Regions from separate parts of the Homo sapiens genome. Here all the other regions are linked to region 1. Evidence: chromatin loops called from intact Hi-C (ENCODE). Cell type or tissue: PC-3. All regions are shown on one strand. Region 1 overlaps CMSS1 (cms1 ribosomal small subunit homolog). Region 2 overlaps CMSS1 (cms1 ribosomal small subunit homolog). Region 3 overlaps CMSS1 (cms1 ribosomal small subunit homolog). Region 4 holds the start of MIR3921 (microRNA 3921). Region 5 overlaps CMSS1 (cms1 ribosomal small subunit homolog). Region 6 overlaps CMSS1 (cms1 ribosomal small subunit homolog). Region 7 overlaps CMSS1 (cms1 ribosomal small subunit homolog).

Region 1 (4,000 bases):
GTTTCATTTCTTTGCCCAGGTTAATAAGCTCTTCAAGGGCAGTGAATCTTTCATCTCCATAATATCTGCCCCAGTGGCAAGTAAGAGGTACACAGTTTAATGTGTCATGATCAGTGGATTGATCGATTGTGTACATGTGATGCTTTGAAGAAAACATATTGCATACTAAGACACTGCGCATGTCACTGAGACACAAGTTTGGTTGCATAAGGATCGTTTCCACTCACTTGATTGACAGATTGGCCCAGAGTATATGTACATTTGAACAATTATATTTGTGTTAATACATTGTACCTTTGTTTCTTTCAAATATATCAAATTATAAACTAGAGTTTTCAGATAAACTGGAGCTTTCCATTTCTACTATGCCTGTGGCAGAAAAATAATGTAGATAACCAACCACCTTTGCCTTTTGCCGGAACAGCAGATAACTCCCTCTATTGTTTAGACCTTTCTAAAAGGTCCTCTCTCGGAAGTCTCAATTCCCTCTGTATTAGCTTGTAACCACCACAGGCATGAATATTCATTAGTAACCTCACCTCCACCTATCCAAAAGCCTCAGGAATGGCTGAGGACGAGGTAGGCTTTGTAGGTCTGTAGGGCTTATATTTGTATATTGTAGTTGTCCAAATATGGCTAGCCTTTAAAGAGCTGAACAAAACAGGCGCAATCCCATCATAAAAATGGGCTAAGGACATGAATAGACAATTCTCAAAAGAAGATATACAAATGGCAAACACACATATAAAAAAATGCTCAACATCACTAATTATCAGGGAAATGCAAATCAAAACCACAGTGCAATACCACCTTACTCCTGCAAGAATGGCCATAATCAAAAAAATTAAAAAATAATAGATGTTGGTGTGGATGTGGTGAAAGGGGAACACTTTTACACTGTTGGTGAGAATGTAAACTAGTACGAGCATGGAAAACAGTGTGGAGATTCCTTAAAGAACTAAAAGTAGATCTATCATTTGATCCAGCAGTCCCACTCCTGGGTATCTGCCCAGAGGAAAAGAAGTCATTATATGAAAAAGATACTTGCATATAAGTGTGTTTATGGCAGCACAATTCGCAATTGCAAAAATATGGAACCAGCTCAAATGTCCATCAGTCAATGAGCGGATAAAGAAAATGTGGTATATATACACCATGGAATACTACTCGGCCATGAAAAGGAATGAAATAATGGCATTCGTAGCAACCTGGATGGAATTGGAGACTATTGTTCTAAGTGAAGTAACTCAGGAATGGAAAACCAAACATTGTATGTTCTCACTCATAAGGAGGAGCTAAGCTATGAGGACACAGAGGCATAAGAATGATACAGTGCACTCTGGGGACTCAGGGGAAAGAGTGGGAGGGGTGTAAGGGATAAAAGACTACACATTGGGTACAGTGTACACTGCTCGAGTGATGGTTGCACCAGAATCTCAGAAGTCAGCACTAAAGAACTTATTCATGTAACCAAACACCACTTGTTCCCCAAAAACCTATTGAAATAAATAAATTAAAACAGGCCAAAAAAAAAAAAAAAAGATGGTCTCAGGTAACCCCTCAAATATCATACCAGGACCATTTGGCTATGAGGAGGAAGAAGAACTCACTAAAATAAGAAAACTAGTTTCAGTTTTTCAAAATATTGCCTCAAATAATAAGATAAGTTTTATTTCTCTTGATCAACAATTTTGACAATGAAATTTTAAATGATGCCACAAATAAAAGTGATTATCCCTGGAATGGCTGACTGCAATGCCAAAGGTTATTCCTGAATACATTTTTATGGTGGCATTCTAACTGTAAAACCTGGTACCTGATGGAATGTTGACAGATTTGTAAGTGCTCCCATGTAAATGGTGTTAATTCATTATCAAATTATGAAGTACTTAGAGGTGTTGGCCAGTTAACTCGCTAGACTCCCTCAAGATTCCTTACCCTACAGCATTGCCTTTGGGGGATGGCTGCTCTGATATATTGACTGCCCAAAAGCCTTACCCTTCTTGATGTACCTTGAGGAATGGAAAGGGTCCATCTGCTGGAAAGGAAAGGGCTTGAAGTTTAAGTAAAATGAATTTAAATGGGGTTTAAGGTTTGAGAACCTTAGTAAACTACTTGTCTTCCTTGCTCTTTCTTGTATTTGCTTCACTGTGCCATAAGTTGAATGGAGTCCTTTGTTTTGGTTCATCTAACTGCCTTATTTAATGTGTGTTCTGGACCCTTCCCAAGAAATGCTACAGATTTAAGTTGAGGGCCTGGGATTGAGAGAGAAACAGACCTTGTAGGTGTCAGACAGCCTACTTTAGCTCAGCCAAAGATTTAGGCATCTATGCTTTGCTACAGTTATAAAACCGGGAATCTTCCCACCCAATAAAATGGAAGTTTTTATTGAGCTTTCCTTTTAAATAAAAAGAAAACTTGGAGAATAAACCTTCTGTTTGTCATGCCAGCCACTAGAGGGTAGAATAGCCACATTTCCTACTACAGATGTAATTTAAAGAGAGGGACTATGGTCAGAATACATTTGCCAGTGCTTGTCAATACAGATGCTTTTTGACTTATGATGGGGTTAGAACCACATAAACCCACTGTGAGTTGAAAATATTAAAAGTTGAAAATATGTTTAATACACCTAACCTACTGAATATCATGGCTTTGCCTAGCCCACCTTAAACATGCTCAGAGAACACTTACATAAATCTACAATTGGGCAAAATTGTCTAGCAACACAGCACACTGTAGAGCAGGGGCCTCTAAACCCTGGGCCACGGACTGGTAGCAGTCCATGGCTTGTTAGGAGCCGAGCGGCAAGCAGAAGGTGAGTGGCAGGCAAGCGAGCATTACTGCCTGAGCTCTGCCTCCTGTCAGATCAGCAGTGGCATTAGATTCTCATAGGAGCACGAACCCTATTGTGAACTGCACATGCGAGGGGTCTAGGCTGAGCACTCTTTATGAGACTCTAGCTAATGCCTAATGATCTGAGTGGACAGTTTCATCCTGAAACCATCCCCCCAACCCCCCGCCCATGGAAAAATTGTCTTCCATGAAAACAGTCCCTTGTGCCAAATTGGGAACTGCTGCTGTACAGTATCGGTTGTTTACCCTCATGATTGTGTGGCTGACTGGGAGCTGTGGCTCACTGCCACTACCCAGCACTGGGAGAGAGTATCTTACAGCATATTGCTAGCCCAGAAAAAGATCAAAATTTGAAGTACCGTTTTAGGGCACAATTAACCAGCAGAAGAGTTTGTTAAAATGCAGCTTTCTGGGCCCTACGCCCCCAGAGGTTCTCATTGGATAGCTCTGAGTGGAACTTAATATCAGGGGATTCTCACACAGGTATCTTGGATTTTACTCTGAGATACGCTGATCTATAAGAGTTTTGGGGCATGCATTTTTGCCTATCTTTTCTCTTGGGATTACAAAGCAAAATGATTATTTGGAGGAAAAAAATCTTAATAACAGAAACCAGGGTATAGGAAAAAGCTAGAGTGTTGGTTAATTTAAAGGTCTTTCCCTGCCTTTGTCTAACATATTTCAAAGGAGACTCACTTTGTAAATATTCAGAATCAAAGAAGCTACTAAAACGTTTTTATTGGGAGTTTTACTTCAACCAGTAAAGACCATAGAATCCTTAGACTACAAATCTCTAAAATTTTTGATAAAATATCCCTTCTATGACCATCTCACAGCTCCCCTAATTTTATCCTTTATGGGTTATGTATGTGGTTTAGCTCTGTGTCCTCACCCAAATCTCCTAACTGAAATCCCCGTTTGGATCGTGGGGTGGTTTCCCCTGCTGTTCTTGTGATACTGAGGGAGTTCTCATGAGACCTGATGGTTTAAAAGTGGCAGTTTCCCCTGTGCACTCTCTCGCTCTCTTGCTGCCAGGTGAGATGTGCCTTAGCTTTTCTTTGCCTCCTGCCATGATTGTAAGTTTCCTGAGGCCTCCCCCAGCCATGAGGAATGGTGAGTCAATAAAACCTTTCTTCTTGATAAA
Region 2 (4,000 bases), 230 kb after region 1:
GTGAGATTCCTCAGTCAAGTGTGCTTTGTATTCAGAAGGGCAAGCGTGGACTGTGATTAGGTTAACTGTCACAGGGCCACTGAGATGCATGTTCCCAGGGCACCAGTCACCTAGAATACAGGAGTTTTGCAACTCTGAAGCCCTGGCTATGTTTTTGATCTCGTTTGTTTGTTTGTTTGTTTGTTTGTTTGTTTTAAATAGGGAAATTTTAGCATCACAGTTGAACAAAAGTAAGGTATCCCTACTCAAACTGAATTACCATGACCTTTTCTCTCTTCTTGGCTTTCTTGGCATTTATACAAGTTATTCTGGCCTACCTATGGTGCAGGTGAAAGTCTAGAGACTCATACCTTGGAAAGCAGGTAACTAAGCACCCTGGTGAAGGTTGTATATATAAGAAAGGTGGAGGCTTTTGGAATGTCTGTTGAATCCCTGGCTCCAATTATTCCCATTCCTCCATTAGTATACATGATTGAGGATAGTGAGTGTTTTTCAGGTGAAATCTGACAAAATTCACTTCATCTAAAATGCTGTCAAATCATCTGAATTTTGCAGATTTGATTCAGATACAGGTTTATTTAATGTAAATATAAGCCCTTAGGGGGAAAGAAGAACAACTAGAATTCACAAGATTATCTAGATGATTCAATTTTCAGTAGTATACTGGTTTGATAATAAACTGATTAATGATTAACTAGTTTAAAAACTGTGTACTGCACACTGAGTAGGTGCTAAATATATACCACACTACTTTGAAATAGTCTCTGTGGTCTCTATCCAAGCCTTGAGTGAAGTGGGCTGACATTTCAAAGAGGCTTTAATGGCCACCCAGGAGGACTCTGGGTATAGTACAATAGGGAAGCACAGTAGAGAAGCACAATATTAGTAAACAGATGCAATCAAAGCTTTCCCTACCCTACCACCCAGGCAAGTCATTCATGTCCTTGTGTTAGTCTGTGTCCCAAAGACCCAAGGCACCTCCAAGAACCCTCTTTTAAGTGCCTCCACAGCATAAGCTTTAAAGTCAAGCCAACCTGGATCCACCACTAATGATGGGAATTTAGGAATAACTACTTCCTAAAATTGTGAAAGATTACATGGAGCATATGTAAAACTCCAAGGCAATCAGAGAAATGCACATTTAATCAAAGAAATACCATTGTTTGCATGTCAAATTGGCAAATTTTTTAATGGTGATTCCTGGTATTGACAAAGATACAGTGAATTAGGACGTGCACTTGCACACTGCTAGTAGATGTGTAAATGGCCTTTAAAGCAATTTTGCCATGTTATTATAAACCTGGATGGATGCATAGTGAGACAAACATGAATGATGAAAGAGCCTCTGTGTGTGTGTGTGTGTGTGTGTGTGTGTGTGTCAGAGAGATATAGTATCTTTTGACTCAGTAAACACATTTAACTACAAAACATCATCTGAACTAACACACAAGTCTATCTAGATTCTTTAACAATTTAATGTAAATATTCATACATCTTGCTATAGGAATATTAATGTTGGATTAGTGGGTGCTGCCAAAGAACCCACTGCAAGTTTCATATAATACATAGTATATGTATCAGTTTACTTTTCTAAAACATGAAAAATTCTGAAACAATAGTTTTTTTGTTTTTTGTATTTTTGAGACTGAGTCTTGCTCTGTTACCCAGGCTGGAGTGCAGTTGCACGATCTCGGCTTACTGCAACCTCTATCTCCCAGGTTCAAGCGATTTTCCTGCCTCAGCCTCCCAAGTAGCTGGGAATACAGGCGCCCACCACCATGCCCAGCTAATTTTTGTATTTTTAGTACAAATGGGGTTTCACCATGTTGGCCAGGCTGGTCTCAAAGATGTTTCTTCTGTTTGTGATTTCAGAGGTTATTTTGTGAATTCACAGGTACCACTCCCAAGAAAGTTCAGCTTGCTCTCACCCTCGCCCAGCAGGTGGCACTGTGAAATAGAGGGACATGACAGTGCAGGGAGCTGCCGTTCTGCTCCACAAACCCAGATAGAACGTTAGCAAGTACCCACGTGATTTGGGCACTTCATAATAGATCAGTTGATATACTTGAAAGTCTCATACAAGTCTGGTGCCTCAAACTAGTTTTGTTCCATTTAGTTTCATGTCTTCTGTAAGGCTCCTACTCCTTTAAGGTCAGTGGCATCAAGTGCTCACATACTGAGCGGATCACTGAGGTCCTTTAAAAAGGTGCAATTCTATTTCTGCACATGGATGTTAGTTGCATTCTTTCTATCATTTGTAGGGAAAGCCACACTCTCTTCATCCTGTTGTAGGCATTATTACCCCTCCTGCTTGGGAAAAGATCTATTAATTTCTTGAATAAATTACCTAATTTTTGCAACAGCCTTAACTGAGCCAGCCATTAGCTGCCCACATAATGCTCACCTGCTCTGTTCTAAGCAGGCAAGTGGTTAAGAGAAAGGAGATGGCTGGTTGTGTGTTCCAGACCTTTCTTTTTGGAAAGACACTTTTTCTTCTCCTCTGATAGTGGTGTTTTGGATTTCTGATACGGCAGCCAATGGAATCAATGTCACAGTCTAAAAACTAGTGGTTCCTTCAGGCTTCAGTCTCCTGAGGCACCAGACAGTTTATACTCTTAAGAATTTTCACTGCTTTTCACAGACATTAATAGTTTCCTGGCATTGCCTATCAGGAAATGTCGTCATGGTCTGGAGGAACCAATAAAAATACAAGTAACCTGTTTTGACAGATCTCTTTTCTGCCAGAAATTTCAGAATTTGTGGTAAGAGGAGGTGGCAGAATGGAGGGCCAGTCTATTTGTGAGGGCATAAGCAGAAATATTTGCCCTACGAGAGGGAGCTGATATCTACCCTGGATATGAGAAATAGAGGACTCACACTATCCAGTTCATTTTGTTGGAAACTTAAAAAAAGAAAATCTGGTTTGATAGGGTAATTCAAGTCTATGGTACATTAAGATATTTTTCTCCTTTTTTTTCCTTTTATTTCAAACATAATTCTTGTTTGATCCTCAAATAAAAAACTCATGCGTTAAAAATTAACAGTATTTGATTAAGGATGTACACATGGCACTGTCATAAGGTATGCAGAAAGAGGCCGTGGATTTGGACAGTGATACCAAACAGCTAACATGAAGTGCTCTGTGCTCATTCCTGTTACAGCCAGAGCATGATTCTGAACTCCTTTAATGTGAGAAACACTGAATATCATCCTTAGATAGTTAATTGAAGTTAGATTTTGTGGGGAGGTCAGTTGTTTCTCCCTTGCAAGTTTGTGGGGAAAATTGATCACCATAATACTTGAAAGAGTGTGATCAGAGTAAAATTAATAGACATATCTGAAATGACTGTTTGATCTCTTCTAATTAATGAAATTTTAAAGAAAATTTTATACTAGTGCCAATTTTGAGTACTCTGTTTTACTTAGGACTTGAATATTAAATAATGTTGATTTATTCTCCCCATCAGTTTAGTTTTCAACTTAAATACATTTTAAGGTATAAAACTTACAGATAAACCTTGTGCCAATTTAAGTGGATGTATGGGGTTGTAATAAGATACTGCCCATCCCCATCAAAAGTTGTCTATGAATAAAGACTTCATATCATCGTGGGGTTTTTTTGTTGTTGTTGTTTTTCTTTTTTTGAGACGGAGTTTCACTCTTTTGGCCCACGCTGGAGTGCAGTGGCGCAATCTCGGCTCACTGCAACCTCCACCTCCCGGGTTCAAGCAGTTCTCCTGCCTCAGCCTCCCAAGTAGCTGGGATTAAAGGCATGTGCCACCATGCCTGGCTAATTTTGTATTTTTAGTAGAGACCGGGTCTCACCATGTTGGCCAGGATATTCACGAACTCCTGACTTCAGGCGATCTGCCTGCCTTGACCTCCCAAAGTGCTAGGATTATAGGCATGAGTCACCGCGCCTGGCCTGTGGTTTTCTTTGTGTATGATTTTCCTTATTAAATTCTCACTATGTAATGCCCTTTTTTTGTTTTGCTTTTAA
Region 3 (4,000 bases), 260 kb after region 1:
CGCCATTCTAACTGGTATGAGATGGTATCTCATTGTGGTTTTGATTTGCATTTCTCGGGTGTTAAGAGGATAACTAAATATCCTTGGAAATGGGATAATAAGGAAAGAGAAGTGAAAGTAGCCTAAGATGTGCACAGAAGAAATTGGATCCTCATCAGCGTGATTTCTGCTTCTCCACAGGTGTGAGATCTCTCTTTTCTTCAAATTACTCCAGTATTTTATCTGTACGTCTCTTGTAACACTTTTTATATTCCATATTGTTTTATATTTTTTGTGTTTTTCCTACTTCCATTACTAAACTATTAATTCTTTGAAGGCAAGGACAATGCCAAGCTGCATTCTGTGTCCTCCGCCATGCTTTGCATTCAGTAGTTACTCCGTGTTTGACTAAATTCATGACCCCAGGGACACTGTGCTTCCTCTGGGTTTGTTCATTTACTTGGCTATGAAAGACAATAATTTGCAAAGCCAACTTTCTCCTTTTTCTGAGATCAGTGACTAAATTATATTAAAAGTATTTTGCAGTGCTATAAGTGTATAGGAGAGAGGTTTTCTGTTTAGGGAATGTTGCTAAGCCCTGTCATCAAAAATAACCTTTCCATCTACCACTAAGTTCTGCCAGAGCATAGCAGATTGGCAAGAGCAGTTGAAAGGAAAAAGCAATGTAATGCCCTCTGCTTATGGCACTACAGGTGCCAGTGGAGGAAAAAAGTGTGAGGTTGAGGCTTGGGAGACTAAGTGCTGTAAAAATGAAGCAGACCGACTGTGGGTACACAGATCTAGTCTTTGTGAAATACCTTCCCTGACTTTTGTATATTCCTGTTCACCCTGTGATTGTAGGCCAGGAGTCTTTAATAGGAAACTGGTGATTTGAAGTCTCCCCACATAAGCAGACCAAGCAGCTTTTTGAAAGAAGCCCACTCAGACCATGGAGAAGGCAGCAGCTCACAGTGGCAGCAAGAGCTATGAGACAGCAAGAGTCAGCCAGAAACACACATGCAGAACCCGAAGTCTTGAGCACAGCAGGAGGTTGGGCAAAGCTGCTCCATTCTGAAGGTTATTATGGCCCCACTGGGGGCTGCCACACAAGTACTGGCATGAAAGCAAACTAGTGTTGGGATAACTGTTTTAATATTTGCAAAATCCACTCTAGGTGTGAGCTCCTTTGTGTAACTGAAGATCTAGAGTCTTTAGGAGTTTATTCCTCAAAACTTGAATCAGGTTTTTTCTAGGCAAGTTGGAAGCACGGATTGGGCAGGTAACAACAACCATTCTTCATGTTGAGCAAAAAGGAGGTGTGGGCAGTTAAGAGCCAAAGTTGAGATGGAGGAGAGAATATTGGTTGCCAGCATTGCACTGTATTAGAAGCCATGGAATGGTCTCTTCCAGCAGCTATTACAAACTGCCCCCTGGGAAATTCAAACAAGAAAACCTTTGGGTTTCACTTCACTGGCCTTGCAATAAACATGTTTGTTCAAATAACAAATTGTTGCATTAAGATAAATCTGTCTGTGTTATCCTAAAGAAAAGAGTCTATGCCCTGTGTGTTGGCAGCATTATCAATGAACAGCTGATATTTATGTAAATATCAACCTTATTAATAAGAATCATGAGCACGGGTCTGCCAAGGTTCCTGACAGCTTGTTTAATCAGGCGCATTAACTCAGAGGTTTTCAGTTAGTAGAAGCGTCCTCTTACCTTATTTGCTTAAAGGCCCAGAGGCCATGTCACCAAATTGGGGCTTCTAGCCATCCACTGAGGAGAGGTGACTTTTCATTTCTCTGAAATGAAGCCAACTGCTCTCTGTGTGTGTTTGGATTGGAGAGCACAGGTTACAATGAGAGTGGCCCTCTCTCACCCCCACCCCCATTGCCAGTCATGCCAAGTTACAGGGTAGGGACTGCAAAGAAGCTTGCTCAGGCAAAGCATCTAGATGGACTGACTGGTAGGAGGCCCCTTTGTGGGATGGCTCACCCTGACCTCTGCCTGAAACTGGAATCAAGACCAAGATGACATAGCTGTGGTCACACAAAGCCCGTTAACTACATCAGTTGTCTTTGTTTATTCAATAACTCTGAGCTACACTTTTTTTTACACAAGAAATGTGACCCACACTTTGTTTGAGATACTCCAGAAAGATGTAGCAATGTGGTTACCATTTTATAAACTTTTAAATAAAACTGTTAGCAGTTCACAACTTTGTTTAAAGAACAATGGCTTGGAACATAGGCCTGTGTTCCCAAGACCCAGAGGACAGTGACCAAGGCAGAGAAGAACCGAGTACAGATCTGGCTGACCAAGGCCTGCTTTGCATGCCCAGGAATCTAAAAGTTAAGCTTGAGGGCCTTTTCCTGTTTTGCAGGAGTAGTAGCAGTGAATTTGACCCGATTGCTTTGGTGATTTGCACTGATGTTCTCAGCTTGTTAGCTTTCATCAAGAAAAACTTTCATCAAGAGAAACTCAGAAAAAACAGGGATGAAAAGAGTCACCCCTGTTATTTTCCCTTACCCCCAAAACTGGCTGAGAATCACCATTTACAGCTTAGCTAGCTCAATATCTAGCTATTGCCATCCTTGTTTCTTCACTTCCATGTTTTTCTACCTCTATAGTTTCTTCTGTCTGTAACAGCCAAAACCTCACCTATGCATTAACTCTAATCTTTCTGTAAAAGTATCTGCCTTTATTTAACTTTCTGCTCATGACATGATTTATGTATATAAGAATCTTCATTTACAGATTGTTTCTTTTACTATACTTAGGTGTAGCTATTGTTCTCTTAGCCTAGTCTTGGAAAGGGTGTTCACAAGTAAGCATTGTTTAAGTCTCATATACTTTCCTCTAACAGCATACAAACATTTATGCCTGTAAAGATTTTTCTGGCCTGTTGACAAGGCTGATTTAGTAGATAATGTATTCTCCTACCAGAGCTTAAAGTTGAAATAACATATAATTGAAGCTGACCATTAATACTGATTTGGGAGTGGCAATATTTAGTTTGTTAAGTACTCAGGAAAGACATGAGCAATAGGAATTTGGACTAGTAATATCTTTTTAGACACATATTTCTCACAACTCAGTTTGGCTCCCTGGAAGGCATTTCTTTTGAATCAACTGCAATTCGTATCTAACAATTTCATAGCTTACAAGTAAGACTGCTATTAAAATGTTAACTAATTCTGGGGCAAAAGGGACTTCCAGGAAGGTTCAGTAATCATTGAACAGGGTGGTTAAAGGGCTATAAGATTAACCGAAAACATAGCACTTCTCATATACCCTTTAAGCAGAATTGATAAGGTATTTCCTAGAGATTAATGACATTCTGAGTTAATAGGCTGAGGGAAGGTCATTAATTCTTACACAAAGGTGGTCTGGAAAGTAGAAATGAAAAACAACTGCTAGGTCAAGCTGATGCAATCCCAGGAGACATTTCAGAAGATCAGTTTCCTTTTTAGAAGCCCATGCTTCTTACTGTTGTCACTCTTCCTTCTCCAAATAGCATACCTCATACTCAGGCTTTTAACCTCCTGGGATGCAAGTAGTTTTTTGAAAGGAGTTGTAAGTTCTCTGTTTATCAAACAAAAACTTTTTTTTAATCAATGAGCTTTCTTTTCTCACTTCAAACTTAGAAACATCATCTTGGAAGTCATTCAATTCACATAGCTTCTCACCATCAGATGGTGTGGACAGAAAGTTGTGCCTGGGAGTCTAGAAGTCAAGACAGACAGATTATACCTCCTAGGGGTTTCAATTAAATAAAATATCCATATGTGCTGTGTATAGCATATGGAGAAAATATGATATTACTGTCAATGGTAGACTAGGATTGATGGAACAATCAGATACAGATACCACATAGTAAATCAGAAGAGGTTGACTTATCAAAAGGATGCAGCAACAAGTCAGTACAGCCAGGATACCATTATGAGCAGAGGTGCAAGCTTCCAGCTGTGGAATACTCTCCAGGGATTTACACTTGCAGATGATAATGTCAGACTGAAAG
Region 4 (4,000 bases), 120 kb after region 1:
ATGAAGTACTCTGAGGGTGCCTTAAGACAATGGCTGTAGCCTGCTGTTTATGGTCACAACTACATACTCACTGGAATGTTCATGGCCGAGATAAATAAAGCAAGTATTCATCCATATTTCACATGTTACTCACAGGCATTGCTGCATGGAAGAGATTGCTCTCTTGATGGATTTTAGGAGCTAGCCTGGGTTTTACCAGCCGTTGAGGTTGCTTGCAGCCTTAGTTTCTCTCCCTGCCTTCTGCCACTGTCAAAGAGGGTTTAGCCTGCCTACAGAGGGTAAAATAATTAGGATAACAGTGCACCAGAGAAAGTTCGAAATGCTCTTACTCTTAGGGAAACCTTTCCAAATCAAGCCACTTAATGCTAGCAACCATGAAGGTATAGTTGCCCCAGAATAGTGTGTGGTTTTCCACTAGCAGTGATTTTACCCTAGTGTTGACTGATCCCATGTGGTGGATATATGCAGGTAAGTGCTTCTTGGGAACAGAAGGGATGAAGATAAATAAGAGAAAGTTTGAAGTCATGATCCGTGGAGCCTGTGCTATATAGGAAAAGAAGTAAAAATAAGAGTGGGCTGTTATATAAGGATATAGCACAGAAGTAAGGGGCTGACGGTCTCTGTGGGTCCAAAAAGAAGTGAAGTGGGAGCAACTGCTTGAAAGTATTAGAAGGATAAGAAAGAATGTTGATTGAGCGGGATATTTACATTTTGTGTCAGAGAAGACTTTTAGCACTCCTCTTTGCCTTGATGGTGTTACCTGAATATGCATCCATTTTTTTTTTCTTTTTTTTTAGACGGAGTGTCGCTCTGTAGCCCAGGCTGGAGTGCAGTGGCGTGATCTCGGTTCACTGCAGCCTCGCCTCCAGGGTCCTGGTTCGAGCAATTCTCCTGTCTCAGCTTCCTGAGTAGCTGGGGATTACAGGCACACGCCACCATGCTCAGCTAATTTTTGTATTTTTAGCAGAGACAGGGTTTCACCATGTTGGCCAAGCTGGTCTTGAACTCCTCATCTTGTGATCTGCCTGCCTCAGCCTCCCAAAGTCCTGGGATTACAGGTGTGAGCCACCGCGCCCAGCCACATCCATTTGTTAATGACTTAATTAAAATGTGTCATAACGAAAATGATCAGTAGGCCAGGCAGGAGCTCCCAGGTACAACCAAGGTGAAGCTGATTTCACATGACTTTATAATCTTCAAGCCCATGTTTGAATATTTGAACATAATAATTGTTATGTGATTAAATAAAAACAGAGGGCATAGACTCGTTCTGTGGTGCAGATTTACCCTATAGACTTATATGCTCAGTAGGAAGTACATTGAGTTTTTATAAGCAGTGATAATTCTATCTTCCAAATCCATTACGCTTCAGTTAGATTTAATTTTTATTTATCAATATTTATCTTGATTAATGATCTTACCTCTAGCTAGGTTACAGGTTCCATGAGAATAGGGACAGTGTCTGTGTCTAGTTTCTCCCTAGCCCAGTACAAGGCATATGGTACTCAGAGACTTAGGGATTTCTAAGTCTCTTGAGTACCATATGCCTTGTACTGGGCTAGGTGATGTTTAGGATGGGTCCTTAAACAGGATCAAGGCCAAACCACTTACATTATAGTGAGGCAGTCAAGGTCCTGACAGGTAAGTGATCTGCTCAGGGCTCAGAGCTAGGTAGTGAGAAAGCCTGTGCCAAAACCCAAATCTCATTCCTCACTCTGTTCTTTGCACCATATCACTCTGACATTGAATCAGGTTCTTGTAGTGATCTTCTCTGTGTGTCTAGGGCCAAAAGGAAATGTGTTTCCTAAGCTAGAGCTTCCCAACCTGTTTCTCAATATGGCTCACAGAGAAGCTGGGAATATTTGTCTAGAACAGTATGGTAAACAAAGGAGGCTTTGGAGGGCAGCCGAAGAAAGAGGTCCCCTAGGAGACTAATGCCCAGAAACCTCCAGGCTACCCAAGGGGGATCATACCTTCACACACCTCTCATCTACTATGCTCCCTGTAACTGTGGAAAAACTCTTTCCTAAGTTAATATTAGATCACTTGAACATCAGTCCCATAGTGCACAGATACAATAGTTTCCCAGGCTTTAAGACTCTGTATAAAAATTGTTCTTCAAACCAAAAAGAAACATGATCCTTTTCATTGTATTTCTTGAAGTACCTGATATACTTAGATACTGCTGTATCTGTAAATAAATTATGATACCTTATAAAGTTTTAAAGGAAATTTACAAGTGTTATTTTCTAGTAATTACCTTGAAAGATTACATTGGTCCAGGAAAATGTTTTCTGAAGCAATGTTAATCCTACTAGCCAAGCATATCACTTAGTCCCCACTGTGAGATGAGGGATATGTGCTTAAATTGTGAAACAAATATATGAGTCAGGTATTTTTCCTTTGAGTCCAAGTGGTTTATGACTTTCTTTCCTGTGTTCTTTGTATATGTGGGAGTTTTATAATTTTTTATCAAGAATGAAAGGTTGGCCTGTGTTCTTACTGGTGCAGGCTGTCACATTTCTCTCTGTTGCCCAGTCAGGTGCTATGGCATGTGCTGCTTCTGGCGTAGTGTACTCTGTGGATGTACCAGCATGTTCTTCAAGGTCATGACTGATTTTCCAGACCTTTGGAATTGAGATAAATGTTAAATTTGTAGCTATCTCTGAATTTCTTCCAGATACTTTTCTTCATTTGTTTGTTTGTAGGGTAAACATACCTGATAGCAGCAATTTAAGCATACCCTTAGAATGACCATGTATGGCCAGTGCACCTGAATGTGTGTTCCAAGGTAGGGAATCCAGGAATGGCCAACTCGGAGATTCATTCCTTACTATGATAAATATCTGAGCCCCCTGCTCATCCTGTGGAACATGGGCTTATTGGGGATTAAGGCCCTGAGTTTTAGGTTAAATGAAGGTTACCAGATGGAGGTCATTAGGGGGAGGGTGTTAAATGAAAATGCTTTATAAACTGCATGCTGTTTGCAAGCAGTTGCAGTTTTCCTGCCCAGCCCGCAGCCACTGGCCATGCAGTCATGTTGTCCAGCCTGCCGCCACTGGACCATTTCTGTACATAAGGCAGTTCTCCTGTCCCGCCTGCCACCAGTTCTCCACTCTCTCCCCATATGTAAGCCCCTAGTAAACCCCATGTCTCATTTGCTGCCTCTGGGTCTTTTCTTCAGCCTCTTGAACCTAGTGCCTTCCCTGCTGAGGTTAATAGGGGTACAGCACAACAGTGTTGTAACACAGAAAGTGATATTTACAGGGATATCTCTCTCACAATATCTCTTAGGAAAGGTAAATAAAATGTTCACAACTTGTAGGTGAGTAATTCCTTAGATAAGTTGTTTCTTAACTTGGGAGGAGTTTGGGAAGGAACCTAAGCAGGCTGCAGAGGCTGGGCATGGGAGCTTGTCATGGCTGGAAGTTGAAATGGTCAACTCCAGGCAGATCTCCTGGGGCAAAGCAGCCTCCACCACCAGTAGCCCTTCCTTTCTGTTTCTTTCATAGCCCCACTGCTCCATCTGAAGCCTGAACCCTTCCAGAAAATTGATGGATAGATTTTTTTTTTCGGCTATATATAGTTTTAGAGGTTAGAACTAGATATAATTCAGTCTAGAAGATTTCTCCTTCCCCAGAAATGATTGTTTTTGTGCAGAGCCCCGTCAAAATAGTACGGAGACTTAGACTGAGTTCACTCATCACTAACAATTAACTTTATAAACATTCAACAAGTAGGACAACTATTATTACTGTTACTCAGAACCCTTCGCTCTGTATATACAGTTTGATTTAAGATGCCACATTTACATGGCATTTTCAACCTTCAAACTCTAGCAGATTTTAAAACTAGGTGGATGAAAATAGAATCATTCTAATAAATGTAGTGTGTCAGATTTGAAAAATCATTTGGTGAGCAGGATCTCTGTAAAGTTATATGGGCCACGTATACAAGACGTAACTGAAGAAAATTAATTCAACAGAGCATGCCGTACTTG
Region 5 (4,000 bases), 250 kb after region 1:
CTGCCCCACTTTTTTGTATCTTTTAATTCACTACAATATGAAACCAGTTTCTTTCTCTGGGTAGTATTTATTTAGTGAGCTTTTTTTTCCTTTTTGTGATGTAAATGTTTGTTTTTTGTTATGTTTATTTTTTGTCCTTCTGACTCAGAAATTTTTCAGAAGCACTAAGTAAGTCACTGTTTGCATGTACTTGAATCAATCATGGTTTACACTCTCCAGAGAGAAAGTATCCTTTGATGAAATAAGGACATTACCCACCTCTGCTCTGTAAGGCACCAGTATTAGAAGGCATCAGTGAGGATCATTTTATCCATTTCCCTACCAGTAAAGTATCCAAGAGTAAAAGTTATATAATATAGTTAACATGAAGTGTCTAGACATAGCTACTTTGCTAATACATTCCAACGTCTAGCTCTTGTTTTCAGTGGCTTAAAGATATGTAGTAATCTTATTGATCTGCTTTCCAATTTTTCTGGCTGTATTTGCCCTACAGGAAGTATTTTATTATTTAGAGTTCAGTTGCATTTTCTATTACTACACGCATATCCACAAGCAAAACCATCCAGAGAGATTTACTTGGTTTTCCTGTTCTTTCCTACTCAACAATGCTAGCTAATACTCTTCAAAATTAAATATTCTTTGTTTTTACTAACTTTATGCAAGTAATGGATTAACTGAATTTAAAGCCCTAAAGAGTAGATGGAGATGAAGATATGAAGATTTTTCTGCATCCACCTATAAGTCAAAGCCTCATGTCAAGCAAAAAGGATAGGAAGCAGAAACATTTCTAAAACTGAACAATTTAACAGACTAGAACTAAGCATTTCCCATTATGGTTCTTTATATGATATTTGATAACTGAATCACTTTACTGATGTCTTACATTGAGTGAAAAGGTAGTATAATATAAATACAAATTTCATAGGCATTTGTATGAAGTAAGAATTCATTGCTCGTTAATAATCTGGAAAAGAAGACACCCGTGGCTAATTGAGGAAGATTTAGTCAGGCTTTTTAAGTAGAATGTCATATTAGGAACAACTGGATTCTAGTCTCCATTTTTGCCACCTACTAGTTCAGTGACCTGGAGCAAGTCTTGTCTTCCGTTTCCTAGGCTGTGAACTGTAGGAATTGACTCAGATGATCTCTAAGACCTCCTCTAGTACTGAACAAAATTGGAGGGAGGAAATAGTACACTCATCTTCCCTACTCCCCCGCAACTGCAAAGCCAGCTAGCTTTTCTCCTGATAGGAGTGCGTGGAGCCACAGAAAACTTCACTGATGTTTATCTCAAAGCTCATTGCTTCACTGTCTGCAGCTGATCCTTCTGAGCTCCTTCCATGGAGGGCTTGTTCCAAGGGCAGTCCCTCCCTAAACTATGAAGCACTCTATGAATGCCCCTTCTAGTAAGGCCCCAGGCACCTTTGTCCACATGGGTCCATTGTGCAGCTGTTTGCTATTGTTTTCTTCAAGATTCAAATTTAACTGTCCCGATCTTCTGAGTCTTTAAGATAGTCAAGGGAACATTAGCTCACTGAAAATAATTGAAAACACCTTTTGGAAAAGTGCAGCTGGGAATGCAAGCATGGGATTCAATCATGCTGGTCGTGATTTTTCAGGGAAGAGATTATTCCTCTACCTTATAACATTTTCTAAGAAATTTAGAGAAAGCAATTCCACCTCTGATTTTCTGAGTCATAGTCTTTGAGAGCAAAACCAGGCGACAGAGATGCATGACTTGCCCAGGCCCTCCCAGTGGTAGGTTATGAAACTGTTCTGCAATCCCCTGCCTGGGCTCTTTCTCTGCAACACTAGCCTCTGCCTTTCCAAAGCCTTCCTGGTGTTGCAGTCGTGTTCTCTGTAGCATTTCCCATTGCCTTTGACCCTGAGTCACTCCTATCATGAAATAAGGCTGTATTTAATTAGGACACCCAAATGCTCAGGAAAACCTCTCCATCAGAACTGCACAACTTGTCTGATCACCACTGTCCTAGGAGCTCTCTGCAGGTATGCCAGTGCTGACAGGCTGACTGGCCTCAGGAATATGGTATCTCCTATCCTCCCTAGAGCTTGCCTGCTTCATTCCATCCCATGTAGTCTAAAGTATATTTTAAGAAAACTTGAAATGAGTGCAGAGGTTAAACATTTCAAAGTAGCTTGGGATTACAAGTAATTTTAACCCAAGGTCATTTGGAAAATGTCATTCCTGAAACCCTACCTTAGGCCCGGGCACAGTGGCTCACGCCTGTAATCCCAGAACTTTGGGAGGCCGAGGTGGGCGGATCACGAGATCAGGAGATCGAGACCATCCTGGCTAACACGGTGAAACCCCGTCTCTACTAAAAATACAAAAACTTAGCTGGGCATGGTGGCGGGCACCTGTAGTCCCAGCTACTCGGGAGGCTGAGGCAGGAGAATGGCGTGAACCTGGAAGGCGGAACTTGCAGTGAGCCGAGATTGCGCCACTGCACTCCAGACTAGGCGACAGAGCGAGACTCCGTCTCAAAAAAAAAAAAAAAAAAGAAAAAAGAAACCCTGCCTTTAAGGGGTGTGCATGTATGTATGTGTATGTATGTTCACCTTCTTCTTCCAAAACAAAATGTTTTAATAAATGAACTTTGTGGAATTTGATTGGAAAGACTCATGTTTTGTAAGGGAAGAAGAAGTGTAAGAAATTAGGTAACAAGAGCAGCCAGTTTTAAAGATGCATGCTGATAAATGCTTTGCAGCACAAGCCTTCTACCCTGTTCCCAGCCATAAGCATCATAAGTTATTCTGTCACCAAAAGTGTAGCCATGTTCTAACTTACGTGCCTGACTTACATTACAAAAGTATAACTAGCTTCTCAATTTCCCACATAATCTTTTTATCTGCAGCCACTTGAGTATCCCAAATTCCTGTTTCTGCCATCTCTGACAAGAATAAAAATAATGGAAAACTAACCATTTTCTACCAGTATCATTAGTCAGAGTAAAATCCTTTTTCTAGACATATTTCCAATATTTTCCTTAAGACAGGATTATTTGCTCAGCGTCTCCTCTCGTGATTCACAGGTACATTGTTCCGATTCCACGTTGGGCCTGAGTAAATATTAATTGAAACTGTAAAGGCAGTATATAACATGGTGGTTAAGAACTCAGGTTCTAGGGTCAGATTTCTCAGGTTAGAATCTTAACGCTGATCTTTACCAGCTATCTGTCCTAGGGCAAGTTGCTTGATCTCTCTGGACCTTATTTGTGCCACATATGTAAAATGGGGTTGCGGATATTAATATCTATTTCATAGGGCTATTATGAGCAGTGGTCCTTAAAAATGTACTCTGTAAAGAATTTAGAAAAAATGCATACTTCCTCACACATTTTTAAGTTGGATCTAAAACTTTTTATCATGGCTTTCAAAGTTTATTTTTGTTAAATAGGAGGTAGAAAAGAGTAAATATTCTATAACAGTATTAAATAAGAATTGATTGTGATTGGAAATAGTTGACATGCTGGCTAAAGATGTCCTGATGAAAGCATGTGTCCCTGAAACCAGTAGATTTCCCGTCATAGCATATTTTGGATTCCAGGAGTCTGTTTACCCCAAAGACAATGGTATACAAGATAATGAACTGTAATAAGATTTGTTTTGAGTGAGAAGTTTGGCTTTTTTTTAACATGGAAAAGCCAATATGAATGTAGTTGGATTCTCAGGCAGCTGAAAAATAAAGTACAAATGGAAGTTAAGGTCTAAAGACAAATTTCCTTAAAATACCCTTGCATGTGTATATCTTGTATTTGCATGCCCAGTACACATACCCCAGTTGGAAGGCCACTAGTTATGAGGGTTAAATGAGTCAATGCATGTTAAGCTCCTAGAATAACGCCTGGTATCTAGTATGCACTGAGCAAACATACATTATTGCTATTATTATTTTAGGTTCTCCCTTTAGAGAAAAAAATATTCATACTTACTCTGAGGTCCTACCTTGTCCTCATGTCTTATCTCCCTGCATTCAGCA
Region 6 (4,000 bases), 200 kb after region 1:
GGAGCTGGGGTGGATGAGAGAAGGGAAGGGGAAGAAGCTGTCACATCTGCATTCTTGGTGGAAAAATGGAAACATGTTTGCCACATGCTTGCTTTGTTTGTTTATTTTTTAAGGAAAGGGTATGGAGAGGCAAGAGAATAGTGAGGAATTGTAACATGATGACTGCTTGGTTTTCCCCCAAGGCTTCACAGCTAAATAGCTGTATTCTCAATAACAGGCTCATCAAATTTCCCAGGGCACTGATAACTCTATGAATCTAATCCTGAATACTTGAAACTGATCAGGGCCAGGATATTCCAGCGTTTGGATCCAGTAACTTCTTTAGAGTTGTGAAAATTCCTAATTCTAGATAGTCCACTCCTCCTTATGCCTCAGACATGTCTTAAAAAGGGAAATTCAGAATTTGCAGAATTATTTTTATATTTGGCAATGTAGTTAAAAGTATCAGGTTGTTCACCTATTTCTCAAAGTTGTCACTGAAAGTAAACAACCTTTTTTTTTTTTTAAGTTTACTAGTAGTAGCCTAACTGGTAGATCATAGTTTTATCTCTAGAGCTTGTTGTATATACAGAGATTATAAATCTAGAATTCCCCAACTCCCCCCAGGATTTGGGATTGTTGTTACAATTGGTTGTTGTTGATGTTTTTGTGAGGAGAGAGGTTAGCAAAAGAGGGGTCCTGTTGTCATTACAGGGAATGACCTGGCCTGGGCAAAATCACAACCAACCACTTGGCCATCTCAGCTCCAGGTAATAGAAATAAGTCAGCGCTGACAGAAGTGAGAAAAATACTCAAAATGCTCTCAAGATGGTTTTGAACCCTTCAAACCTGATAAGGCCAGGTCTGATTAGCCTTTGTATCTTCAATACCTCAGCCAGGGCCTAATAGATAGTAAGTGCTCAGTGAGTGGTGAGTGGCCAAGTAACCCAGTTTTCCTATTTTCCATGGTTCAGGACTACTGTTGGTAGGCAGAACAAATGACCATGAGTAATTAGGTAGAGGGAAAAAATATTTCCTCCTAAATCATGGAGAAAGAGGCTGTTATTTAAGTAAATATAATAATTGACTATCAACAGTGCTCCCGACTTGAGTTTTCAAGATAAAATGTAAAGGGTATTGTCCTCAGGTTTTGAAGGTCCAAAACTGCTAAATGTTTAGCCATTGAAGTTTTCTAACCTAAATTTCCTTGTTGGTAAAATGGGTATAATACTTTCTCTGCCTACCTTTCTAGGGTTATTTTCAGGATTAAATGCTTTTAAGGAAGTGAAACTAGTAAAAACTATCGGAGGGAAGTGTTGTTATTTTCTTCTTTTGAGAACAATATATCTTTAAACATTTTTAGAAGAAAAAAAGGTTTTGAATTCCTTGAAGAAAAGGTGCTTCCAAAGCATATTTATTGATGCTATTATTGTAAATCCCTCTTTAAGCTTCATGCATTTAAAAATTAATGACAACTCTCCTCTTCCTTTCTGGAAAGCTTTTATGACTTAACTCCAAATTCTATGTGTTTAAAAAAACTAAAGTATCATGTCCTCCTTAAAGAATACCATTATTATTCATAACCTCTGAAACCAGCGAGGGTCATAAAGCTACTGACTGCGAATGATTAAGTGGCCACAAATAAAACACTGGTATTACCACATGTAAATTCTTTCCCTGCAGTTTATGCCTCCGCAAACAGTGATTCAACTGCAGGTGTCTGTCAAGAGACAGTAGAGTTTTGTCCTTCTGGAAGCCTCACTGTATGTGAAGTCAAGAAACAATGCCCCTGCCACTGTCTAGCTATAGCCTCAATCAAATCATTTCACCTCTCTTAGCCTCTGCTTCCTCTTTTAACTGACAGGGCATTCAGTGGCTGTGCGTCTGGGCCTCACTGCTCTCCCCAGAAGGCATTTGAAAAAAAAAAGGAAGGCATTTTTGGTTGTCAAAATGACAGGGTGGGCGAAAAATGATAGGATGGAGGTAGCTTCTGGCACTTAGTAGGCAAATTTTCTATGGTGAGTTGAGCAGACTCATGAAAGAACGAATTGTCCCTCCTATAGTGTAAATATACCCTCCTAAGAAACACTGGGCCATAGCTTGTGAAAGTGAAAGGGTTTAAATTAGTAGTAAGGGACTGTCCCAGGCAAGCTGGCATATAGGGGCCAAACAGCCACAATCCAAGTCCACTTGTGCTTGCATTGTCTTCCTGCATTCTGGCCCTGTTTGCCCCACAAATGACCAGGTCCCAAGCTCTGCTGAACAGCCCTCAGGGAAGGGGACAGATAGGTCCAGACCAAATCCTTCCACTGTCTTTATTTTACTAGGAAAACTAGCAATAGACTTAAAGTTAACTCACTTGTTTATCCCTTAATTTGGTTATGCTTTAGTCCCAGAGGCCCCTCATTTCTCCCCTTTCCAGACCTTCAGAGCCTTCGGCACTGCCAGCCCTCAAGTATGGCAGCTGCTTGAAGCATTTGCTTGGGGTGAGTTGGGGAAAGAGGAGGAAGAGTAGAGCCAGCTCTTCCCTGCAGCTGTGGCTAACCGAGGCAAGCTGTGACACGGAGCTCACTCCATCTCAGTCAGAGCCCACCCTGAAGCCATATCTGTGGGTGCAAAGTTATTGTGACACAACCCACCACACAGTGTCAGGGGAGAAACTGAGCATGGTAATTGAGGTGCCAGGTGATTCTTGCACCACTTTTTTGGACTGCCATTTAGAGAGGGAAAATAAAAGCCAAATCAGGAATCATTTCCACTCTGTTAACATCTCACTAAAGGAAGCAATCAAGTCCAGGTGGGTTTTATGTTTCTCAGCCCCTGTACATGGACAAAGACTGGGATTCCAGATTTTCCTAACTAGCCCTAGGTTTTTCTCCTAGGACATTTTCTTTCTGCTTCTAAAATTGTATTTTACTCTTTAAAAAAAAATCTGTTGTGCAGAATTATATAAGGTTGATATGATGGCCTAGACTGATTGCTTAAATATGGACTTGGACAGTTATGGAAAAGCACTTTTGTTTGTGTCATGGAATTAAAGTTACCACACACACAATTGTCTATTTTCAAACCTAATGGATTACATCTTATATGAATAAAAGAGTATAGCAAACAAAAGGGCATAAAATTTTTATGCCAGAAACAAAGTCGATGTCTGAATTTAACTGGAAAAAAACTGTAGAAATTTGTGTCTGACAATTGCAAACAGTTCTCTTTCCTTGTTTTTTCTTTTACCTTCTCTCCTTACTATTTGAAGTTATACCTTTGGGAACACATATCTTCTCTACATTATAGAAACGTGGCAATAAATCATGGTAACAAATAAACTGTTCTCTTGTTTCATTTATCATCTGTTTTTGAGGTTTGAGCATACTCAACAAAGATTAGAGGTTAGACTATTGCTCTTCTAGCTTGTTATGAAACCCTAGGGTCTTACCGAACTTACCAAAGTCGATGAAGGATTAATTTGGGGAGAGCTTTTTAAAAAATCACTCAGCATTATAAGGGAGGTTAATATGGCACTAGAGTGTCATATTTTTAAGAGGGAGTCTTCTTTTTATTGATTGATCTATTTATACCTCACTTCCAAAACATATGCAGTACAGAAAATTAAAATAATTCATTGAGGGAATAAAAGTGATTAGAATATAAAGCCAGAGATAATAGTGAGAAACAGAAATAAGTTGACCCTTGAACAACATGGTTTTGAACTCTGTCGACTTCTGCCATTCCTGAGACAGCAAGAGCAACCCTTCTTCCTCCTCCTTCTCAGCCTACTTGAAGAATAATGAATAGTAAATATATTTTCTTAACAAATAGTAAATGTACTTTCTCTTCCTTATGATTGTCTTCTAACATTTTCTTTTCTCTAGCTCACTTTATTGTAAGACTACTGTTTATAATATATATACAACATACAAAATACTTGTTAATTGACTTTTTATTTTATCAATAAGGCTTCTGGTCAACAGTAAGCTACTAGTAGTTAAGTTTGGGGGGAGTCAAAAGTTATATGCGATTT
Region 7 (4,000 bases), 160 kb after region 1:
TGAATAGGAAAGCCAGCTAATTCATTCATAATACCAAACCTTATCTTACTCAAGGAAGTGGAGTTACAACCAGGAAACCTCCCTTTCTTTCCTGTATTTGTATAGCACCTTGTATTGTTAAAAATGAAAGGTTGTTGGTGATAATTTTCTTTTTCTCAGATTGCTCACTTTGTGTTTTTGGCTCAATATTCAGTGTGACTGCTTGACTACTGTCACTCAAACAGGCTGTCTTGAAAAAGGTGAAGCTGGGAGGTTAGGGGGTTCAGATTAGGATGGGATCTCAGAGTGGGGTCCCTCTACCCCCACTGTATAGGAATCTCCTTGGGTGCTTATTAAAAATGTAGATTCCAGGGTTCCACCCAAGACCTACTAAATATGAATCTATATTTATAGCATCCCTGAGAATTCTTATGAAGTCTAGATTTTAAGAACCCTGGTTTAGGAAATGTGAGTGTAGTGTAATAAACCAAATTTTACAAGAATAACCTTTTAACAAATTGAATTCCAATGATTCTAAAGTTAAATTGTATTTATAAAATATAGCCAGAAATATTTGTTTTAATGGAAATTTATAAGCCTCTTTGAAACTCTTAGAGAAATCTAAATACAAGGCACACAGAAAATGTTAGCAGTCATAATAAACACACTTGGTTATGAGGAAGAGTGTTGTGAATTCAGAAAGTTTGTGTGTTTTGTGGAATTTCTATTATTGCCCAAGAGAGGAAAGAACTGAAAGGAGAGAACTTGGAAGAAGCTTTCTTTGGCTTCCAAGATCCTAATCCTCCAAAATGCAGCTGCTTGCTACCCACCATCTCTTTGCCACAGACCAGCTGTGTCCCCATTCATTCCCACCTCCGCTATTGCTTTTTCAATCCACACATGCCAGAACCAGAATGGAGAATGGTAGAGAAGGGAAAGGTAGTTTGATAGGAAGTGGGATAGAAGTTTTATAGAAAAGAGGTTTCTGGAAAGCCCTAAAGCATTAGACCAGAAAGCCCTTAGCCGTAGACCTCTGGGTAAAATTTGTTGCAGTTATAAAACTCTGTGGGATGCAGGTAGGTATACTGGTGGTTTCTGGGGGCTGGGGCAGTAAGACAGGCTGACCCCATTAAGATAACCTCAGAAACTAACCCAAACTGTTTTCCCCAGCCCTCAACTGATCTTTGGCTCTTATTTAAATTTTGTTTTTGTTGTCTTTGAATTGTTTCCTTTGTACAAGTCATTTCCCTAAATAATCTCCAGATTTCTTCATGAGTGGAATAGTTAGGTACTTCCTTTGAATACCTTTGCCAACAGCCTTTTTTCCTCCTTCCCCATAATTATCATAACTATTACCCACAAATGGATAAATTTGGTTCCTATCTTTCAGTGCTTTTCATGAGGTTATCATCTATAATTTTCTGCCCCAAAGTCTCCTTTTAAAAAAAGTATTTTTTCTATATAGTCATGAAGGCTATCATTCAAATCCCAGAAGTTGTAGTTTTACCCTTTTTGTTTAGTACTGTTAAAACTCAGCTTTGGAATGATGAGAATTCAGCTCATTTATCTTACATCTTTTCTTTCCAAAAAAAAAAAAAAATTCCAGCTTGGGTTGCACTCAGCCCTTAGCATAGTGACTCCCAGAGTTTGCTAGTTAAGTTAGGAAATTAAAAGTAAGAGCTTACTCTGTTTTGAATCAGATAAGTAAATTAATAATTGCGGCATGTCAGCCAAAGTAAACAAGCATTCTTGATGGGTAGAACTGTGCATTGTCTTAAGCTATTTGATTACTAAACCACTGCAAGCTTTTAAAATTGAACTATCTCTAATATGCATTGAGAAGGATAAAAAATAACTTGTTTTAAAAAGTGTTTTTGTTTGGTTTTGTTCTGTATATTCTTTGTCCAAAACTTGAGCATATTCATCTTTATAAATCTTTCATTACTTACTGGCTTTCTTAGTGCCTTAGCTGGTATTTTCCACATGAGGTTTACACCATCTTGTGGCCTACAGTTTTCTGACTCGCTTTTTCTTGCATCCTTGGCATTCATTAGCCTATTGGTAAATGTTTGAAATGGGAAGAAAAGGAGAAATCACCTGTCATTTTCTGCTCTTAAGGCTTTTATTGCTTTTTCTATTTTCTCTTCATGACCATGAAAGTAAATGGTTTGAGTCTCTCAGACATACTCTTTTTAGCTTTTATTTTTTGAGATGAAAATATCTTATTTCCTGAAATTTTTATTTGACTAGAAAACTAGTCCATGTAGAGGAGAGCTTTGATGATGTGTCTGCCCACAAAACAGATTTTTGCCATGGCTCGCTAATGCATTTTGTGTGAAATATCAAATTTTGGAAACCTTGCTTGTATATCTCCCACCACAGAAAAAAATGAGAAGATGAAATGAGAGAAATCAAATCATGAAAGATGCAAAAGTCTAGTCAGCAGAAACAGTAAGAGATCCGTTATGTAATGAAGAAGAGAGTCAGGGACAAAACCAACTCTCAGTTATGTGACTGAGGCACAGAGAGGCCCAGAATTGGCCCAGAAAGTGTACAGATTTTGCTCTAATTGCATTTCAAGGTCAACCTTTAAATTGCCTTAAACCAAAAAAGTGTGTCACTGATGGAAGCTACAGTATCGTGTAGGCAAAATGGGCCTTGTTGCTTTGACTGCCACTGTTACCAATTGTGATATAGTACTGATAGAAAAAATATATTAGTTATCTAGTGGTAACAGGGAATTGGCCACTGCCAGCCACTGAGGGAGTACAGACAGGTGTCTATTGGTGTCTGTTAGTGAACAGATTCTTATAGTCTCTCACCCACTGGGTAATGCATTGCATATAGTTACTAGTTTTTAAAATAGTTAACTCCTAATTTTCTTGCAAATTTGGAAACTGAGGGCTCCCTGGGAATTATAGGTTATGGTTGTTTTCCCCAGCACAACCTTGCCTGGGACCTGTACACAAAGTGTTTCCCTCCTCCAAGTTGACATAACATTTTCCACCTTCCTAATGTTTTTACTAACATAATTACAATAAATTGCTGCTGCTGTTGGAGACATTCTCTTTTCTCACATCTGGGTTTAAAGCTTTCAGTAAGGCTACTAAGCAGTGGGAAGGAAGGAGCCTTTCCATAACTTTAAGGTCATTCCTGATAAAGGTAACTACTCCACCCCTGCTTCCCAATTAGATTCCCTGCCAGCAATAGCATAGACTTGAACCAGTGCCAAATGTTTTAATACCATAAGGACTTGCTTGATAAAGGCTATGCAAGGCAAAGAAAAAAAGCAGCCAAAGTTCCCCAAACTAAAATTTTCCAAGATTTTCATATGAGTTGCAGCCAGGGTACCCTTCATATAAGTGTTACCATGTGTTTGCTGTAGTCATTGGTATCCTGCAATTCTCATTCTCCAGGACTTCTAGAGATTAGAATTTAGAGGAAGTGCTGGTGATGTCAAGATGGAAATCTACTCTAGCTGCAAAGAATATAGTCTTTGACAAAAAGAAGGACAATAGCAAAGACAGGGAACAATGGTGGGGTTAATACTATGATCTTTCCAAATAATTATTAAGTAATTATAAGTCTATTGCACAGCAACATTCAGCATTGTACTTCATTGTACCATTAATGTTTGCATATGTTTGCTAGCCTTGCTTCTCTTACTGTTATAAACTCTAGACTAGGAGGAGTATTGTCTTGCTCTGGCCCTTGTATTTTGCGTGCAGAAATAGCATAATGTCATCAATAAACAGTTGTTGGTCATCTGACTAGATGCAGCAAAGTGATTTTATTCCTGGGCATGGGTGGGATTAATTAATAATTACAAAGTGCCTACATAGTTCAGAAACTTGGAACACCTATAAATATAGGAAAGAAACTTTTTTCTGTTTGACATTGATTTTCAGATTTCATATGCAACGATAGTTTTAGCCTCAACATCCACCCAAACCTTTACCATAGTTGCTAAGAAATAATAAAAATGACTGGTTTGCAGTAGACTTAAAAGGAAAAATAAAGC

Evidence for each region. Peaks named below come from ENCODE experiments on the same cell type or tissue, not always from the same donor. Only the 100,000 strongest peaks of a DNase experiment are listed, where the experiment ranks them.
Region 2: a loop joins it to region 1, with 6 times the contacts of the local background. A loop is called at or near these places in 59 of 110 quality-filtered maps.
Region 3: it touches region 1 in a loop (3-fold over the local background); 3 of 110 quality-filtered maps call a loop at or near these places.
Region 4: it touches region 1 in a loop (4-fold over the local background); 3 of 110 quality-filtered maps call a loop at or near these places.
Region 5: a loop joins it to region 1, with 2.9 times the contacts of the local background. A loop is called at or near these places in 7 of 110 quality-filtered maps.
Region 6: it touches region 1 in a loop (4-fold over the local background); 32 of 110 quality-filtered maps call a loop at or near these places.
Region 7: it touches region 1 in a loop (11-fold over the local background); 15 of 110 quality-filtered maps call a loop at or near these places.

Annotation. Positions count from the first base shown.
Region 1 is chr3:99,840,980-99,844,979 of GRCh38, forward strand. All of the region lies in intron 1 of CMSS1 (cms1 ribosomal small subunit homolog), which reads left to right. The region is part of intron 5 of FILIP1L (filamin A interacting protein 1 like); the gene reads right to left. The region is part of intron 1 of LOC105374010 (a long non-coding RNA gene); the gene reads left to right. Among named protein-coding and RNA genes, the nearest start is that of HP09053, 19 kb to the left of the region's middle. RefSeq lists an enhancer at 2,516-3,017. In PC-3, a CTCF peak has its summit at 2,457 (motif pointing right); a DNase peak (open chromatin) is centred at 2,462; H3K27ac peaks cover 344 bases.
Region 2 is chr3:100,067,005-100,071,004 of GRCh38, forward strand. The region is part of intron 1 of CMSS1 (cms1 ribosomal small subunit homolog); the gene reads left to right. All of the region lies in intron 1 of FILIP1L (filamin A interacting protein 1 like), which reads right to left. Among named protein-coding and RNA genes, the nearest start is that of FILIP1L, 45 kb to the right of the region's middle. RefSeq lists a silencer at 1,928-2,007. In PC-3, a CTCF peak has its summit at 1,950 (motif pointing right); a DNase peak (open chromatin) is centred at 1,967.
Region 3 is chr3:100,102,306-100,106,305 of GRCh38, forward strand. All of the region lies in intron 1 of CMSS1 (cms1 ribosomal small subunit homolog), which reads left to right. All of the region lies in intron 1 of FILIP1L (filamin A interacting protein 1 like), which reads right to left. Among named protein-coding and RNA genes, the nearest start is that of FILIP1L, 10 kb to the right of the region's middle. In PC-3, no CTCF peak of the experiment used is centred here; a DNase peak (open chromatin) is centred at 1,926; H3K27ac peaks cover 3,104 bases.
Region 4 is chr3:99,962,836-99,966,835 of GRCh38, forward strand. The region is part of intron 1 of CMSS1 (cms1 ribosomal small subunit homolog); the gene reads left to right. The region is part of intron 1 of FILIP1L (filamin A interacting protein 1 like); the gene reads right to left. MIR3921 (microRNA 3921) reads right to left here and starts at 1,563; the gene lies at 1,479-1,563. All of the region lies in intron 1 of LOC105374010 (a long non-coding RNA gene), which reads left to right. In PC-3, no CTCF peak of the experiment used is centred here; no DNase peak of the experiment used is centred here; H3K27ac peaks cover 1,061 bases.
Region 5 is chr3:100,088,781-100,092,780 of GRCh38, forward strand. The region is part of intron 1 of CMSS1 (cms1 ribosomal small subunit homolog); the gene reads left to right. The region is part of intron 1 of FILIP1L (filamin A interacting protein 1 like); the gene reads right to left. Among named protein-coding and RNA genes, the nearest start is that of FILIP1L, 24 kb to the right of the region's middle. RefSeq lists an enhancer at 1,393-1,893. In PC-3, a CTCF peak has its summit at 1,751; no DNase peak of the experiment used is centred here; H3K27ac peaks cover 869 bases.
Region 6 is chr3:100,045,935-100,049,934 of GRCh38, forward strand. All of the region lies in intron 1 of CMSS1 (cms1 ribosomal small subunit homolog), which reads left to right. All of the region lies in intron 1 of FILIP1L (filamin A interacting protein 1 like), which reads right to left. Among named protein-coding and RNA genes, the nearest start is that of FILIP1L, 67 kb to the right of the region's middle. RefSeq lists an enhancer at 1,825-1,914. In PC-3, no CTCF peak of the experiment used is centred here; a DNase peak (open chromatin) is centred at 1,677; H3K4me3 peaks cover 1,627 bases; H3K27ac peaks cover 2,769 bases.
Region 7 is chr3:100,005,092-100,009,091 of GRCh38, forward strand. The region is part of intron 1 of CMSS1 (cms1 ribosomal small subunit homolog); the gene reads left to right. All of the region lies in intron 1 of FILIP1L (filamin A interacting protein 1 like), which reads right to left. All of the region lies in intron 1 of LOC105374010 (a long non-coding RNA gene), which reads left to right. Among named protein-coding and RNA genes, the nearest start is that of MIR3921, 43 kb to the left of the region's middle. In PC-3, a CTCF peak has its summit at 1,980 (motif pointing left); no DNase peak of the experiment used is centred here.